Regions from separate parts of the Mus musculus genome. Here region 2 is linked to region 1. The links are chromatin loops, found by intact Hi-C in ENCODE. Cell type or tissue: left cerebral cortex. All regions are shown on one strand.

Evidence for each region. Peaks named below come from ENCODE experiments on the same cell type or tissue, not always from the same donor. Only the 100,000 strongest peaks of a DNase experiment are listed, where the experiment ranks them.
Region 2: a loop joins it to region 1, with 2.8 times the contacts of the local background. A loop is called at or near these places in 2 of 42 quality-filtered maps.

What each region holds. Positions count from the first base shown.
Region 1 is chr14:124,218,087-124,226,086 of GRCm38, reverse strand. All of the region lies in intron 1 of Fgf14 (fibroblast growth factor 14), which reads left to right. Among named protein-coding and RNA genes, the nearest start is that of 1700024B18Rik, 230 kb to the right of the region's middle. In left cerebral cortex, CTCF peaks have their summits at 3,445 and 4,920 (motif pointing right); DNase peaks (open chromatin) are centred at 2,511, 3,438 and 4,911.
Region 2 is chr14:124,666,464-124,674,463 of GRCm38, reverse strand. All of the region lies in intron 1 of Fgf14 (fibroblast growth factor 14), which reads left to right. Among named protein-coding and RNA genes, the nearest start is that of Fgf14, 6.7 kb to the left of the region's middle. In left cerebral cortex, no CTCF peak of the experiment used is centred here; a DNase peak (open chromatin) is centred at 4,517; H3K4me3 peaks cover 752 bases.

The sequences.
Region 1 (8,000 bases):
GGTGGTCATCTCATGGTACTGGCATCTCCAAAACACTGCATGACCCCTTCAGTCCTGGGCCATCAATTGCAACTGAGGCTGGGTTTGTCTGACCTTTAATTTGAGATAGATGCAAGATAAGCTTCCCTAGCTGGGAACATCACTTCCTTGTAGAAAGGTTCTAAAGAAAAAGAAAGAGGTTGGGTAGAAATGGATTTCCACTTCATAAGGAGGAACATAAAAATCTTCTTTAGTATCTCTCCTGTTTATCTTTTTCCCGTTATACACGATGTGGCAGGAACTGTTCCCTACAGCATCATGTATCTACATTGAAAGCAAGAGATGTGAGTTTCTAGAGCAAAAAAAGTGAGTGGGACATCAGGTGGCAGAGAGTATCTGGGATTCATTTGTCTGATTTGAGCATATTGCAACAGTGAATAAAAATGGGGTTCTCTTGACAAATATGGATGGAGTTCTCTTCACTAAATGTTTGTTGTTGATGACTCCAAAAACCTTAAAAATCACTTTGCAATTCTTCTTCAGGTCCTTTTCAGTAAATTAACATGTTTTTATGCAAATGTTAATGTTTGAGAGAATGCATGCACTCTTTAAATTCTTAGGACACAGCCACAAATGCCTTGCATTTCTAAGTACAAATGTGCCTTGACTCAATTTTCTGCTTCTTTTGAGTTATTAGTTGAGTACCAAATTAATAGTATTTTAAACAGCATCCATTTACTAAATAATACTCTAGTCACCCTAAAGAATTATTTGCTTAATTCCTCAGAAGAGCAAGCACATAGAAGCAGGTGTCCCTGCACACTACCCCCAAGGGAATATTAAATTTTGCAACTAGGCCATGTTGTTCAACAGCCCTCACCAGAACATGCTCATCCTTGAAGCCCACATTGAGCCATTGAGCAGGGGTTTCATTAGAGAATAGGATAAATGTTGGGGTGTTGCCATGAAAGTTTCCTGAGAGAAAATAAAATGTTGATTTGCCTTCTTAACTCTTAACATGACCAGAATTTAATCACCTCAACACAGAGTCCATCAGCCATTTCACAGACCTATTTGTCTCAATGTAAAAATAAAGAACCAAGGGAAAAAAGAAGGAGAGGTAATGCTATAGCCTTATGGGCCATGAGACAGATCCAGTAATGGTCTCCCTTAAAGTGCCTGCTAAGCCATCACAGATACTTAGGCTGAATTTACTGAAAAAAAATAAGGATAAATAAAACAAATCAAAACAACAACAGCAAAAACACTTGGATTACAAAGTAAAGCAAATGCAGAATTTCTGAGACGTCATATTTCAGAACTTCAGAAGAGAATTAGAGCTGGCAGATGCTCTAACCCAGGAATGTTTGATTATTGTATGAGTTTTAATACCTTCTTTGATGAAAGCACAGTGAGTCAAACTCCTCTTTTGTTTGTACCTTAAAATGGAAAACAGCTCTCACTTTTCTTCTTTGTCATTAATGAGGCTTGTGCATTGGGAACCTATTTAATATCCTTGTTAATGAGCTCATTTTAATATCTTCATTTGTGATCAAGCCAGCTTCATTAGATAGACCTCTAAGCCTACTTGTTATAGTAAAAGTGTTATGCAACTGTTTCAAATATGACAGGTCTCTCCCCAGATCTTTCCTCTTATCTCTATCTTGTGTGTCTTCTGTTTCTATCCTTCTTTTCCCTCCTTTTTAGTTCTTGTGGAACTGTTAAACAGTTGGCATTGTATTTGCTAAGCAATGAGAACAGAGATACTTTCAATACACTTGCATTGCTGATTTTACAAATAATAAAGGATAAAAACAGTGATAATATATAGTGTATTTTCCAAAGACATGGCCACATGCCTTTGCGCTATCTTCTCTTTTATTGGGTATCCTTGATAAATATTTTGCACATGTGAGAAATCTCTTGGACACAACTATAAAGTGTGACAAAATGAATAGTCACTGTGCTTGGACATCATTTGTTTTATCAAACATTTCCTTTTTCCTTTTAAATTGAGTTCAGTATTGCATTTGGACTAATTTTCTTTAATTGTCCTGAAAAGATTCTATTTAAAATTTTATATCATTAATTCACCTCTTATATACTATTATTTTTACTGTCTTCTTCTTTTACTTTAATTTTTAAAGGCAATTCGTTTTAAAGGGAGAATAATTTCTAAGAGTGTTTTATGTCAGAATTTGATATCTAGTGGTTCAAAACTCTGTCACTAGGGAATCTTTCCAGATGTAATACATAATATATAATATTTCAGTAGCTGTAATAAAGAAAATATTTATAAAAATGACCTTCAGACAATTTAACAATATCTGAACAACCACAAATGATGGCATCTTCTGGCGACTGTATGTTGCTTGTCCAGGGAACTCTACTACAGAGCACTTCACAACAGTGCTGCAGTATTCGTCCAACCTGCAGTGATTTCCATTCTCTAACAGTGCAGCAGCTTGCTGTAGCTGGCAAACAGAAGCTGCATGAAATGATTGACAGCTAAAGATGGAGTTTGCCATTTTTAGAATCCCTCATATTCAGAATGGTTACTTGAAATCAATCTTTAGATAGCATTTGGACAGTAGGGTAGAATGCTGCACTACAATTTAAAGAATTTACTCTCTGTAGCTGGATAATTAAAAGTAGGAAGAGAATGTGAACAGTAAGTGCCACAGGAGGCCAATTAAAATTTTTGCCCTTCAAATATCACAGACTGAAATTTCACATAGGTTTTTGTCTTAAAACCGGAGAATCTATACTCCAAGCTCTGTAGTCCACAAGGTCTGGGTAATAGCTGCACAATTCATGCTATGATATATATATATAAAGCTTTACAACAAGTAAAGAAATGGTCAAGACTATATTCTGATTAAACTTCATTAAACTGAACAATGGGGTAGACTTAGACTAAGAATCATAATTTTCTAAGGCATGACTTAGACTTTTAAATATCCATTGGAATTTTAACTCAATTTCCACATGGAAAATTGTTGTATAAACCTGAGTATAAAGACTTAGATCAGGGATGAGGATTGTCTGTGCAAAGCCACATCCAAGGAAGCCAGGGCTAAAGACTTCAGTCATTTTCCCCCAGATTAGAGTGTTTCTGAAACTGAATATCTTCCTTTTACTGGGGAGACAATTTTGTAGATGCATCAGATACATGTGAGTATGTGGGTGACAGGATATTTGACAGTTCATCTGCTATTTCCTATATACTAGAAAAATTCAAAGAGCAATATATCTCAAGATATAAATATAATCTGTTAACAATCCTTTGTCTTCCAACAGTCATATTGACATTTTTTTAAAGTTTGATTCTCCAGTACAGTCATCTATATTACTGATGTCTGCTCTCGTTAAGGTAATAAAGAGCAGGCATTTCTTGAGACATGAAGCAAGCTTTCTATTCTTTTCTATCATAATAACTAGAGTAACAGTGGCCACTACTGTCCAATCAGATAATTGCACCATTTTCCTCTCATTGCTCTGGGTAGCACAAACATTAACCTGGAAGCATTTTCAAGGAGTTTTAAAACATGTCATCTGGATGGACACTGCTATGAATTAAAGAAATGCTCATTTATTATTAGCTATGAATCAATTTGTTATTTATGAATAACCTATGTAACTCTAGAAACTCCAATATAATACAGTAACAGTTCCTATTATAAAATAAAAGGGGTTTAAATATTAAAAGCATACTTTTATATAAAGTTTTAGTGATTTCATGTAAAATTAATGAATACAATAGCATGATATAATAGGTAAGATTTTTTATTTCAAATATTAATCCACCAATATTTCTGTAGAACCATTGTTTTAAAAAACATTCATCACAGGTTTGAGAGAAGAATAGATTACTAGAATAGAGTTAGGATTTTTGCCCTGGATTTATTAAAAATATTGGAGAATATTTTCATTTATTAGATCATAGAAGCACTTTTCTGTTATCTAAGAATTTCTATTGGCATTTCTAAAGCATTTGGCCTTAACTAGAAATGGTTTCTCCAGGATTTCTTTTTTTTGTTTTGTTTTGTTTTATTTTTTTCATATTTAAAAATCCCTTTATTCTTAATCACATTGGCCCTTCTTTTTTTGCCCACATTTTTTATTAGATATTTTCTTCATTTACATTTCAAATGCTATCCCAAAAGTCCCCTATACCCTCCCCCCGCCCTGCTCCCCTACCCACTCACTCCCACTTCTTGGCCCTGACGTTCCCCTGTACTGGGGCATATAAAGTTTGCAAGACCAAGGGGCCTCTCTTCCCAATGATGGCCAACTAGGCCATCTTCTGCTACACGAGCTCTGGGGGTACTGATTAGTTCATATTGTTGTTCCACCTATAGGGTTGCAGACCCCTTCAGCTCTTGGGTACTTTCTCTAGCTCCTATATTGGGGGCTCTGTGTTCCATCCTATAGATTACTGTGAGCATCCACTTCTGTATTTGCCAGGCACTGGCAAAACCTCACAGAAGACAGCTATATCAGGGTCCTTTCAGCAAAATCTTGTTGGTTTACGCAATAGTGTCTGTGTTTGGTGGCTGATTATGGGATGGACCCCAGCTATTAAAAACAACAAATTTATGAAATTCTTGGGCAAATGAATGTATCTGGAGGATATCATCCTGAGTGAGGCAATCCAATCACAAAAGAAGTCACTTGATATGCACTCACTGATAAGTGGATATTAGCCCAGAAACCTAGAATACCCAAGATGCAACTTCCAGAACACAAGAAAATCAAGAAGGAAGACCAACGCATGGATATTTCATTCCTCCTTAGAATAGGGAATAAAATATCCATGGAAGGAGTTGCAGAGACAAAGTTTGGAGCTAAGACGAAAGGATGGAGCATCTCCAGGATTTCTTATGCCTTAGAAAAGCTTGCTAGTTTCAATGCCAAAAGCAGGCAGCAGAGGGCCCTGCAAATTTAACTGTCCAGAGATTTGCTGAAATGAGTAACAATTTTCTTTAGTTCTTGTGAAGTCTGTGCTTATGAATTGCAAAGGCTGCAGTTTCCCTGCAGTGGAAAAGAAACAAAGGGGTATACATAGGTGAAACTATCTGATGTTGATATAATTTTTGAAATTCTCATGTAGTTATTTATTCTAGTTATAGAATTCTAGTTAGGGAAGTCAAAAGCTTGTGTGGCATTTCAGGGTTGATTAGCTTTGTGATTGGGTAATTACAGCCACAGCAGCAAGCATCCACCATATGCGAAGTTTATGCATATTGATGAAGGTTGTAAATATATGGAAATATCTTGGTAGTCTCTGCTCAGTTTGTACTTTCTGTCTGATGAATGATTTCTGTTTTTCTAAGATCTGGAACTGTAGGCTCCTTGAGGACTGTATCTCTCCTTAACATTTTCTTTTGCCAATCTCTGTCCTCCATATATCTCTTCTTGCTCATTGCATTTCTAGTCTTTTTTATGTACTCACTTTTTCTTTTAACAAATGTTTATTGAATTTAATAGGTGCTAAATACTTGGGCTTCCACTCTTATGGAATTTGCTTTCTTTTTTTATATAAAATATTTTCTTTATTTACATTTCAAATGTTATTCCCTTTCCTGATTTCTCCTCTGAATACCCCCTGTCCATCCCCCATCCCCCTGCTCACCAACCTACTCACTCACACTTCCCTTTTGTCCTTCTTAGAAGAGGGAACAAAATACCCATGGGAGGAGATACAAAGACAAAGCATGGAGCAGACTGAAGAAAAGGCCATCCAGAGACTCCCCTACCTGGGGATCCATCCCATATTCAGTTACCAAACTCAGACACTATTGTGGATGCCAACAAATGCTTGCTGACAGAAGCCTGATATAGCTGTCTCCTGAGAGGCTCTGTCAGTGCCTGAAAAATACTGAGGTGGATGCTTACAGCCAACCATTGGACTGAGCACAGGGTGCTCAATGAAGGAGCTAGAGAAAGGACCGAAAGAGCTGAAGGGGTTAGCAGCTCCATTGGGGATAAACATTACACACACACACACACACACACACACACACACACACACTCACACAGACACACACCAAGAAGGTATGCCATGACAAAAAACAATCTGAAAAGATAAAGAGGATCTGAAATGTTCAAGCTAGTTACTTTAGATTGACAGTTGCTTTAGATTGACTGGGCAGGCAATGCCTCTCTGAAGGGGTGGAATTGGAGAAAAAAATCTGAATGACAGAAAACAGCCCTTCAAGTATTGCAGATAGTCAAAAGCAAAGTTTTACAAAATTGCTTCAAGACTGCACAAGCATTTCATGTCTGAGGAATGGAAAGTAGGCCAACCTGCCTCCCTGCAGTGCTTCCATTTCACCTTGAAAAGGAGAAATGACCTGGGAAATGTTTTCCCTCTCTGTGTTACTAGAAAATCGTGGCTACACTGAGCAACTCTACCCATCTTCCTTTCTCTTTCACCACTCAGGTGTTTCCAGAGGAAGAGGTGTAATACCAGTCAATCACCCTTAAAAAATCCTCCCCTAGATATAATTGTAAAAGCTTATCTACTCAGGCAATGCTTTTATAAGTGTATCTTCCAGTTATTACTTTGACAAACTTTCATGGAGGTGATTGATTCAAGTTGTCTGCTTTGCAGTTGCACAGATTAGCCAAGGCTTATTTGCTAAGTTGAGGAGTAAGAAGCAAAAATATCTGCATATTCTGGAGTTATTTCTCAAATAACTCTGATCTACCTGCAGTAATAATTTCTCTGTAAAGTTCTATTTTATCTCCAAACTATTTTTTTTCTCTCTGCCCCATCCATTTTGGATCACCTGTTTCTTAAACTTTCCTCAACTTCAATTTACCTGACTTCTTCCTAGACAATGTCTTTTGTTATAAAAGAATTTTGTAGGCTTTTGTTCCCCAGTTTTGTTTCTAAAATGCTAGACAAAATACAAATAAGTGAAGCTAGATGCATTATATCCTATGCCTTACAGGGGTGTTTTTCCATGGATAATGATGTTATACAAAGTAGATCAGCATTTGCATTTTGTGAACTGTGACAGGAAGAGGAGGAATGCCTGTATGATTCCATTATAACAAGGTTTAATGTTCAAGATGCAAAGCTAACCATGCTCAAGTATACATCTCAGAATTCTGACTTAATCAGACTCATTCAAGGGCCTTTATCTTTCAAGATGACTCAAAATGGAGGGTGTGTTTATCATCAGGGGGAAGGGGTGTGCTTTAGCTCCTAGGACCAAGAATATGCAGTCAAAAATTAAATAGAGAATAAAACGGTTACAGCTGGCCAAAGGCACTTTTAATAGTCATATAAACGATTGTGTCTAATGTTGCTGTTGGTACATTTAAATCAATTTCCAGGAGGGTTGCAGAAACCTTGCCATTTACAATCAGGGAAAAAAAGGCCTGACCCAGAACAAAAATATAACTCACATAATTAGAACATAAGAAGAATTAGAGAGCAGCAGAAAACCTGAAACTTTGCAGGTTTCATTCATTCATCACTCACAATTGTACCAACCTTCTTGATCTCAGTTTGCTACCAAGGCAAGGCATCTCCAGCTTAGTTTTCCATTTTGAGTTAAATATTCTTTGCTGGAGAAAGACCTGTGCATTTTAATGTATAATGTTCAGTGGCATCTCAGGCCTCTGCCCACTAAGTTGCCAGTAACATCAGCCCACCCTCTGCTCCGGTTTCTGATAACCAAACCAAGTCTTCAGGCATTGCTAAAGTTCCCCTGGGGATCCAAATCACCCCCTGAAGAAATACTGCTTCTGGTGAAGGTGTTATTTTACCCTGATGAATCAGACTGATTATTTAGGTCTTATCAGTTTCCCCGAAAGAGTTATAGAAGATTTGGGGGAACAAAGACGTTGTTTGGTATGTTTATGAGATTACATAATGAAAGTTAAAGACAATATACACATTACTGTAGCAATTTCATCTAAAGAAGACACTGTTTTGGCAATCCAAGGGGATCAATTTGAAAAGAAAACAAATGATCTCATTCTTATTAACTGAGAGATGTTTAGAA
Region 2 (8,000 bases), 450 kb before region 1:
CTAGGGACCTCAAACTCAGCCCTTCCATAATACAGGGGAATGAGAAATAACTCAGAGGTGGAGAAACAGTAAGCTTGTTTTCAAGACTTTTATGTTTTTATTGTAAATAATTTTACTGAAAATGCTGACCACCCCTGCTCAATTGAATATCTTTTTATTATAAGACTTGCCCCTTCCCATCCACTTTCATCTCTCTAGAATAACTTCCTCTTTCCAAAGTACTTTGGAAGTTGTTAAACTAATGATTATTTATTTTAGGGAGAAATTTATTTTGCAGCTAATGTACTTGAATGGTGAAGTGGAGGGGTTAACCTACGATGTGTCTGATAATATAGATGACTATTCTAATAGGATAGTTAAGGCTCAGATTGCCAGGGATTTGAGTCTAAACTGGAAGTCAGAGCACTTAGTAGATTCCCCAACCCCCCACCAAAATAAAAAAAAAATGTGTTAAACTGTGGAGCTCACCTTCAAAAGGCTGGACTCAAACCCATGTCTGCCATTTCCTTTGAATATTGTACTTGGTGAGGTCTATTCTCCTGCTATTAACATGAAGCCTATAATCATTTGCAACTTTTTGATCCCAAGATAGCAGTACAGCTAAGAATTTAATTGGGTAATTAAAATAAAACAGGGACCAAAATCCTCTTAACTGTTAAAAACAAAAAGAACAGATTGGCTACCACCTATTATGTTATCTTAAATCTACAAGGAAGACAATTAACTTGTTTCAAACTAAAAAGCTTGACAGAATGCTGCCAAGCACTAGGGAATTTGTTGCAAAGCATTGCCTCCTTAATATTTCAGAGGCAGATTTTAGGTTGGTTTTTCTTCCCAATATTTGCAAGTTTTGAAATAATTTACTGATTATTTTCAGCTTTGAAATCCTCAACAATTGTGGAGAATTAAGATAAAGGTTCCTGAGAATTTTAGAGGCATGGATTTAATGGTGAAATTTATTCATCAACTCAGAACTTACTAATCAACTCCATAGTATTGCATTGTTCTGTAGTTGTGTTATGTGATAATCTAATGAGAAAAGAACATGTAGCATGCTTTTGGGCTACATTAAAAAAAAACAAAATAGCTTAAACTTTTTTGGATGTAAAGTAAATCTATGAATTTCATGAAAATACCTAGTATTTTACAGCACAGTGATTATCAGAGAACACATTTTGATGTATACATGTGCTCAAATGTCCCACTTTCTGTTATTTTCCTAGCACAGCAATAGCTAGGAAATTAAGGAATATTACCTGCTGTAGCTTTTGCTGTCAGTATGAGTCATGCAAGGTGACTGTATTTTAGGCAAATCATTAAGTAGGAATAATAAGTACAAGATTTTTTTTTTTTTTTTTTGGGCCTGGAGGAGGCTTGTAATGTTTCCTTGAACCAGTTTAATAGTTTAGAATGACCAATGTGTATATCAGACTTGTTTAGGAAATAAACTAGGTCACTGCTTTTGAAGCACAGAGTGATAAGGTAATAAATAAGGTTGATAAGTACTAAGGTTGTGTCACTTGTCTGTCCAGATTCCTAAAACCAGTAAAGGAGTCAGGGACTCTTTCACATGCTGTATCCAATATACCACTTGCTAGATCCCCAAGCCTCCTTATCAATTCTGGAAATTGTGGAAAACTCAGATTTTAAGATACTTTATAATGTGTGAAAATTTTCTTAAGTACAGGTATCTGTGGTGGGAGGATGTGTAGGAAGCATATTACCTAGACATAGCTTCACAGAGTGCACTGGGAACATTCCATAGACCCATTGCCTCTGGTGTTCCCTTTTCTGAACTCAGCCTCATCTGCTAAGTAACTAACTCAACCACAGAACCAGGAGAGGCTGATAGCAGCCATAGCACCTTCTGTTTCTTACTGGCATTGGTATCTTTAAGACCCATTTTTTAAAAACTAATTATTTTCTGTATACCAAACACCTAGTATGTTAGGGCAATTCATTTACACATAGATTTTAAAAAGTTACTTGCATATAGGTGTGCCACATCCTTTTGAAGTGAGAAAATAGGGAGACTGGAAAGAAAATACCAGTAAGCTCTCCCTTTTCCCCTTCTCAACCTGCAGTCTTACACTGGGGTTTTGCAGAGCTGGGTCAGCCAGAAATTGGCAACTCTAAACACCAAGTGGGCAGAAAATGAAAACATCAAATTCAGATAGCATGACTAGAACAGGAAACAGGTGGAAGGTTCTTCTTGTAACATTTTTAAACCGAGGTGTGTCTGGACTCCATCTAGAAAGTTTTAGTTATTGAGGTAAGGTGAGTTATACAGAGTAGTGCCACTTTATGAATCAAAGGTAGCATTTTTAGCTAGGCTAAGTTCTGAATTTCTAGGAGAATGGATTTTTTTCTTTTCTTTAGGTTGACATCCAAGTTAACAAGTATAAAGTCACCTTTAACAATGTAGATGATGTTCAAATGATGCATTGCTATTTGAATATGATAAAGCTAACTTTATACTGTGCTTCACATTTCCCACAGTCGACTATTACTTTATATGTTTGAATCTAGCTTTCCACGTTTTAGCAAGGCATACACTGGAAACTTTTGTGTTTTCATACAAATGGTAACAAGGACAACAACCAATGTTTTTACTCTTTTATACAGTTTGGAGTCATACTTCATTCATACTGACTCATACGTTTTATATAAATACCATGTGTATGTATCAAAGTGGAAGCATTTATTCCAAATAGTTTCTCATGGCTTAGAGGGAAACAGTTGAGACACTTGGACAGTGTGGCACAAATTTTGCCTCTGTGAAGTTTAAACCAGTCATTGCATTATACATAGGATTGAAAAACAAACATACACCACTGAGCCCAACTTAGCCACACCCTCGGGTCAATGTGGGTCAGAGATAGATCTACTTATTCATCTACCTGCTAGTGTTTAGTCTATACGTGTTTCCTTAGATCTTTAGTTAATGCACCATGCATCAGATCCAGGTGTGAGTTAAACCTGGACATTGGAGAGTAGGGGATTTTCTGAGGGAGACTGTTCAATTTCTCAATTTATTTCCTTATATGCAATTCCAGTATTTTGTTATTCTGTTTTGGAATGGCCACTGCATCTAGATGTTTTCTTGTGTATTTCTCCAGTTGCTACACAATCATGCTTCTACTTTAGTAAAAAATGTGGGATGATTGGGAAGTCAAAAGGAAGAACTACTAGAATTTTTTTTCAATCATGGAAGTCAAAAGGTAGAGAGTCTGTTTTATAGAGATCACTGACAGTGGTGTTAGACACTACTACATTTCCTGTTTCCTGACAAAGCTTCTGCTAGAGATGGCAGAAAAAATGTTGCAGTGAAAAGTTGATGGCTCTAAAAAGCTGATTCACAGCATTGTGCCCCTCTTAGTATGATTGTTGGTTAAGTTCATTCAGTGTTCACTTCCTTCCTGAATGATGAAAACAAAACTAACACACAAATGTAAGTAGGGAAGCACAAATGGTGGTGACAGTGTCAATGTTCAGCTCTCTGTACAGTTGGGTGACTTTACAAAAGAGTCCTGAGTCTGAAAATTCTGAAACCTGTGGTATATTCCTCACACCAGAGCATTCTCTAAGAAAATTAAGCCAAGGGTTAATTTCATTCTTTCTTGCCCTTAAAATAAAAAATGAAGACTGAAGACCCCACCTGGTTCCCTAGGAGGCAGGACTGGCTTAATTTTATTATCTGGTTCTTTCTTGTTCCTCTTTTGTGGAAGTCAAGTGATTTATTTCTTTCTCTAAGGCAGTATCTGGGACCCTCTTTTATGGTCTTTCTCTTTCTTCCTTCCTTCCTTCCTTCCTTCCTTCCTTCCTTCCTTCCTTCCTTTCTTTCTTTCTTTCTTTCTTTCTTTCTTTCTTTCTTTCTTTCTTTCTTTCTTTCTTTCTTTCTTGTCATTGAGTTGGCAGCTGTTTCTAATGATGCCTTCTCACTTCTCGCATTCCGTTCTTTTGCAGTTTAAAAGGCAGTAATTTTCTAACCTTTTGGCTCAATATACTTCCAACCACCAAATTATTTTGCTTCCTTTAGTTGGGAACCACTTTGGTAGGGTGGAGGATGCTGGGCCACTGTGCCTTTGGAATGAGAAGCTTGGAGTTTGTATCAGGAACAACAAAGTTTGGCAGAATCTATAGCTTTGGGTAGAGGCCCTTGGCCTCTAGAAAACTGTTAACATTCCGTGCATAACCTAGTCTTAAAACTCTGTAGTTCTGATCTGTTCACAGCACGGAAATCCTTTGGAGATTTAGCTGAAGTTGGTGACAACAACAGGCTGCCAAAGGCAGGTTTTCCTTTCTGCCCAGCAGTCTTATATTTCCTAGACTTGCGAAGGGGTTTGTGTGTAGGGGTGTGGGGTGTGGGGTGTGGGGTGTGTGTGTGTGTGTGTGTGGGTAGGGGGTAGGGCAGTTACTTTCAATATTCATCCTAGTGGGCTCTGCTAGGCTGAGCAATGTAGTGGAGCTGCCATCGCAGGAGGTTTCTGTTGCCACGGAGATGACCTCTGACCCCGAAAGCATGAGTGGCCCCTTTGCGGGTTGCCTTGGTTGCTATGGCAACTGCAGTATCCAGGATCTTGGCGCTGGAGCAACTTGGGAGCAAGGGCTAGGGAACAGCTACTCTGCCCTCTTCTTTCTAGGATGGGAGCATGGTTGTTATGTGGAGCCCAGACTGCCCTATCGAAGATCCAAGGAAATAAGTAACAAGTCAAAAACTTTGACAGATTTGTAAGTAAAAATCAAAACACTTCTGGAAATAATTATATAGGATAATGAGTTCATTTTTCTTGACTTTTTTTTTTGAAAATCTTAGGGATGGAAAAATGATTTATAATGTAGTCAAGTGTTTTTTATGATTATATATAAAGTTTTGTTAATAGTAGGCATTTTTGCACATATTTTGGCTGGTATGAGAAGCCAAGTAGTACAATTAAAAGCCAGGTTTTCAGATGGATTGTTCCAAATTGGCAGGAAAGGAAAAGGAAGTGAAAAACCTTGTTGGGTTTATATATGTAGTGTACTTTTGCTTCCCAGATGCAAATGAAAGTGCTTGTAATTAAAACGTCTTCCCCCTCTGTAACATTTTGTTGTCTGAGCAATTACAGTGGATCACTGAAGTGAGCCATAACCTTTTCTACAAAGCTGTCTCTTAAATAGAGTGTAGCTTAGGAGGATTCACCATCTCTCTTCTTCACATTTTCTATATGAAATATAGTACCGAACTGTACCTGAAAAGCAAAAATAAAAGGGTCTAAAGACCAAAAAAAAAAAAAAAAACCCAATATTCTTTAAGTGGGATTAAAATGAAAACAGTCTGAACCTTGTATTCCTTCACTGTATTCCTGTTGAACATCAGGTGTTATAAGCATTAAGCAAAGAAAGACTTTGTTTGCTAAGAGACCTTACTTAGTTTGCCAATTAAACACTTAACATTCGTCATTCTGTATTACAGTTTTACTCTTAGGTGAATTTAAAAAGTAAGCCAATATATTAAAAGTGTCCCCTTTTATGATTAACATGGCTCATAAGATTTAGATTTTTTAGATTTTTTTTATTAGCTAAAAAATATTCTTCCATTTACAATGGTAACTGAATGAAGTAAAAATCTTTGTATATCATATATATAATAATAGATACTAAATAGGAGAAAGACGTTTTAAAAGTTAATTAAATAAAAATACGGAAGTATACATTTTAGGGGGTACTATAGGATGTTTTGACAAATATATGTGATAATATAGGAGATACTTTGAGTAAATGGATGATGAATGCTAGAAATATTTAAGGGTACAGGAACCAATCTAATGTGGGATATTCTAGCTTATCTTCTATTTCTATAACTGTACGAGACCAAGTAATTTAATGAAGAGAAGTTGGCAGTTGGTGGCTGTTTGGGGACGGAATATCATTCACTCTTTAAGATATGGCCACTGGGCTGGTGAGATGGCTCAGTGGGTAAGAGCACCCGACTGCTCTTCCGAAGGTCTGGAGTTCAAATCCCAGCAACCACATGGTGGCTCACAACCACCTGTAATGAGATCTGACTCTCTCTTCTGGAGTGTCGGAAGACAGCTACAGTGTACTTACATATAAAAAAAAAAAAAAAAAAAAGAAGTAAGATATGGCCACTGGTAGGCTTTCCATGCTCTAGTAAATGTGCCTCCACCCATTTACTTAGTAGCCTTAGTAGGCTATCAGAAAGAGAGAAAAAAAAAAAAGAAATGAAGTTGGGGGAACATGATGAAAGAAATATAGGATTTAGGGGCAGGAGATAGGGAAGTAATATCATATTTTGTTGTACAGACATATGAAGTTACCAAAGAATGAAAAAACACAATAAAAACTATGAAGCTCCAGAATAAACAGTTTACAAGTCTTCAGACTGGTAAATAAAAAAAATCTGAGTATAAACCAAAGTGATTTGATGCTAAGGCAAATACCCTTAAGTATCTACACTGTAGCTGTCTCTTTACAGAGCATGGTAGGCATATACATACACACACACACACACACACACACACACACACACACACACACACACATTATATATATACACAAATACATATTTGTTTTTGTGAATCATCTTGACATAAAACTAAAATGAACCACTACAAATTTGACCTTTAGAAACCTGGAGTTTAATGTCATTTTTGATAGTTATTTTAAATTTATTAAAATGAAAATTATTTATACTTGATGCATTTTTACAGTTGTGGGTTATAATTATAACAAAAATCTAATCAGGATTTAGATCATCACTGATCACTCCAGAAAAAAATTTCCTCTCTCTTTCAGAAGTGTTCTGACTTTAACTTGTTATAGTCAAATAACCCATCACTAAATCATAGTGTGTTTCTTTCAGAAGGCATAATGCGTCTTCTGAAGCAAAACATAGTCTGTGATCCAAACTAGTTGAGGGATCTTTTCTTGGCCAAAAAACAAGTAATCAAGGTCAGAGAACAGGGATTCTGGTGACCCCAAGTAACTTGCTCATCTGTGGAAAAGATTATATTAACTTTTATAATTACAGTAAAGGAGAAAATCATGTTAGCACATTTAGAAAATACTGGGGCAGTGGAGTTATCATGTTTTGGATGTTATAACATTTTTAGCTTTAGGGCTGGTGGGAGCCAGTAGACCGAAAAATTTCAAAAGTTTTAAAAGTAACAAGGGTGTTAGGTCAGATACAAAGGTTGAAAGTGAATGGCTAATAGATGGGCTTAAAAGTAGCCAAAGACAACTTTGGCTCCATCTGTAACCATCTCAGTTGTCACAGTAACCAATGATAAAAGTTCTAGGAGTTAATTACTCTGTAGGATCTCCAGCTAAGAGTGGCTTCTTCAGAGAATATCAGTATATGCTTTTGAGATTCACCTGTGTCCTTGCTGTTATACTGGTAGGTTTTAAAGGGGTCGGGCGGGGCGGGGGGAGCTTTGGCTTTTACTTTGTAAGCTGGAATTTTCTAATTGAACAGAATGATGTTAACATCCATAAGTTGTCAGGAACAACAAAATGTCAAAGAGTATGGAACTTTTAATCTTATCATAGGATGCAGAGCTGTTAGTGCAAGACAAGGAGACTCCCGGAACATATAAAAAGGACTTTATTACTCAGGAAAAACAGGCAGGCTGGGATACATGTCCTTATCATCTCATGGTGTTCTACATGATCTTTGGTTCTGTAGAAGTAATGTTCAGTGGCTTAGAAGACACCTGTACACAGATCCACCATGTACTAATGGATTCAGCAGGGTGGCATATTCCTTCATAATAATATCTCTTATGAAAAGTTAACTGTACTACTATCCTAAAAGCAGGAAAGGCTCATAATGATAATGCTTTAAAAATAAAATACAATAAAATTATGTGTGTGTCAGCAAAAGGGAACAAAACACAAATCAGAAGGAACAATAATAAAAAATTATAATAAAGTAGTAGGATGTGTTCTGAGGACTTCATGGCTGGGAAAGACTCCTCTTCACTACTATATGGAATAAC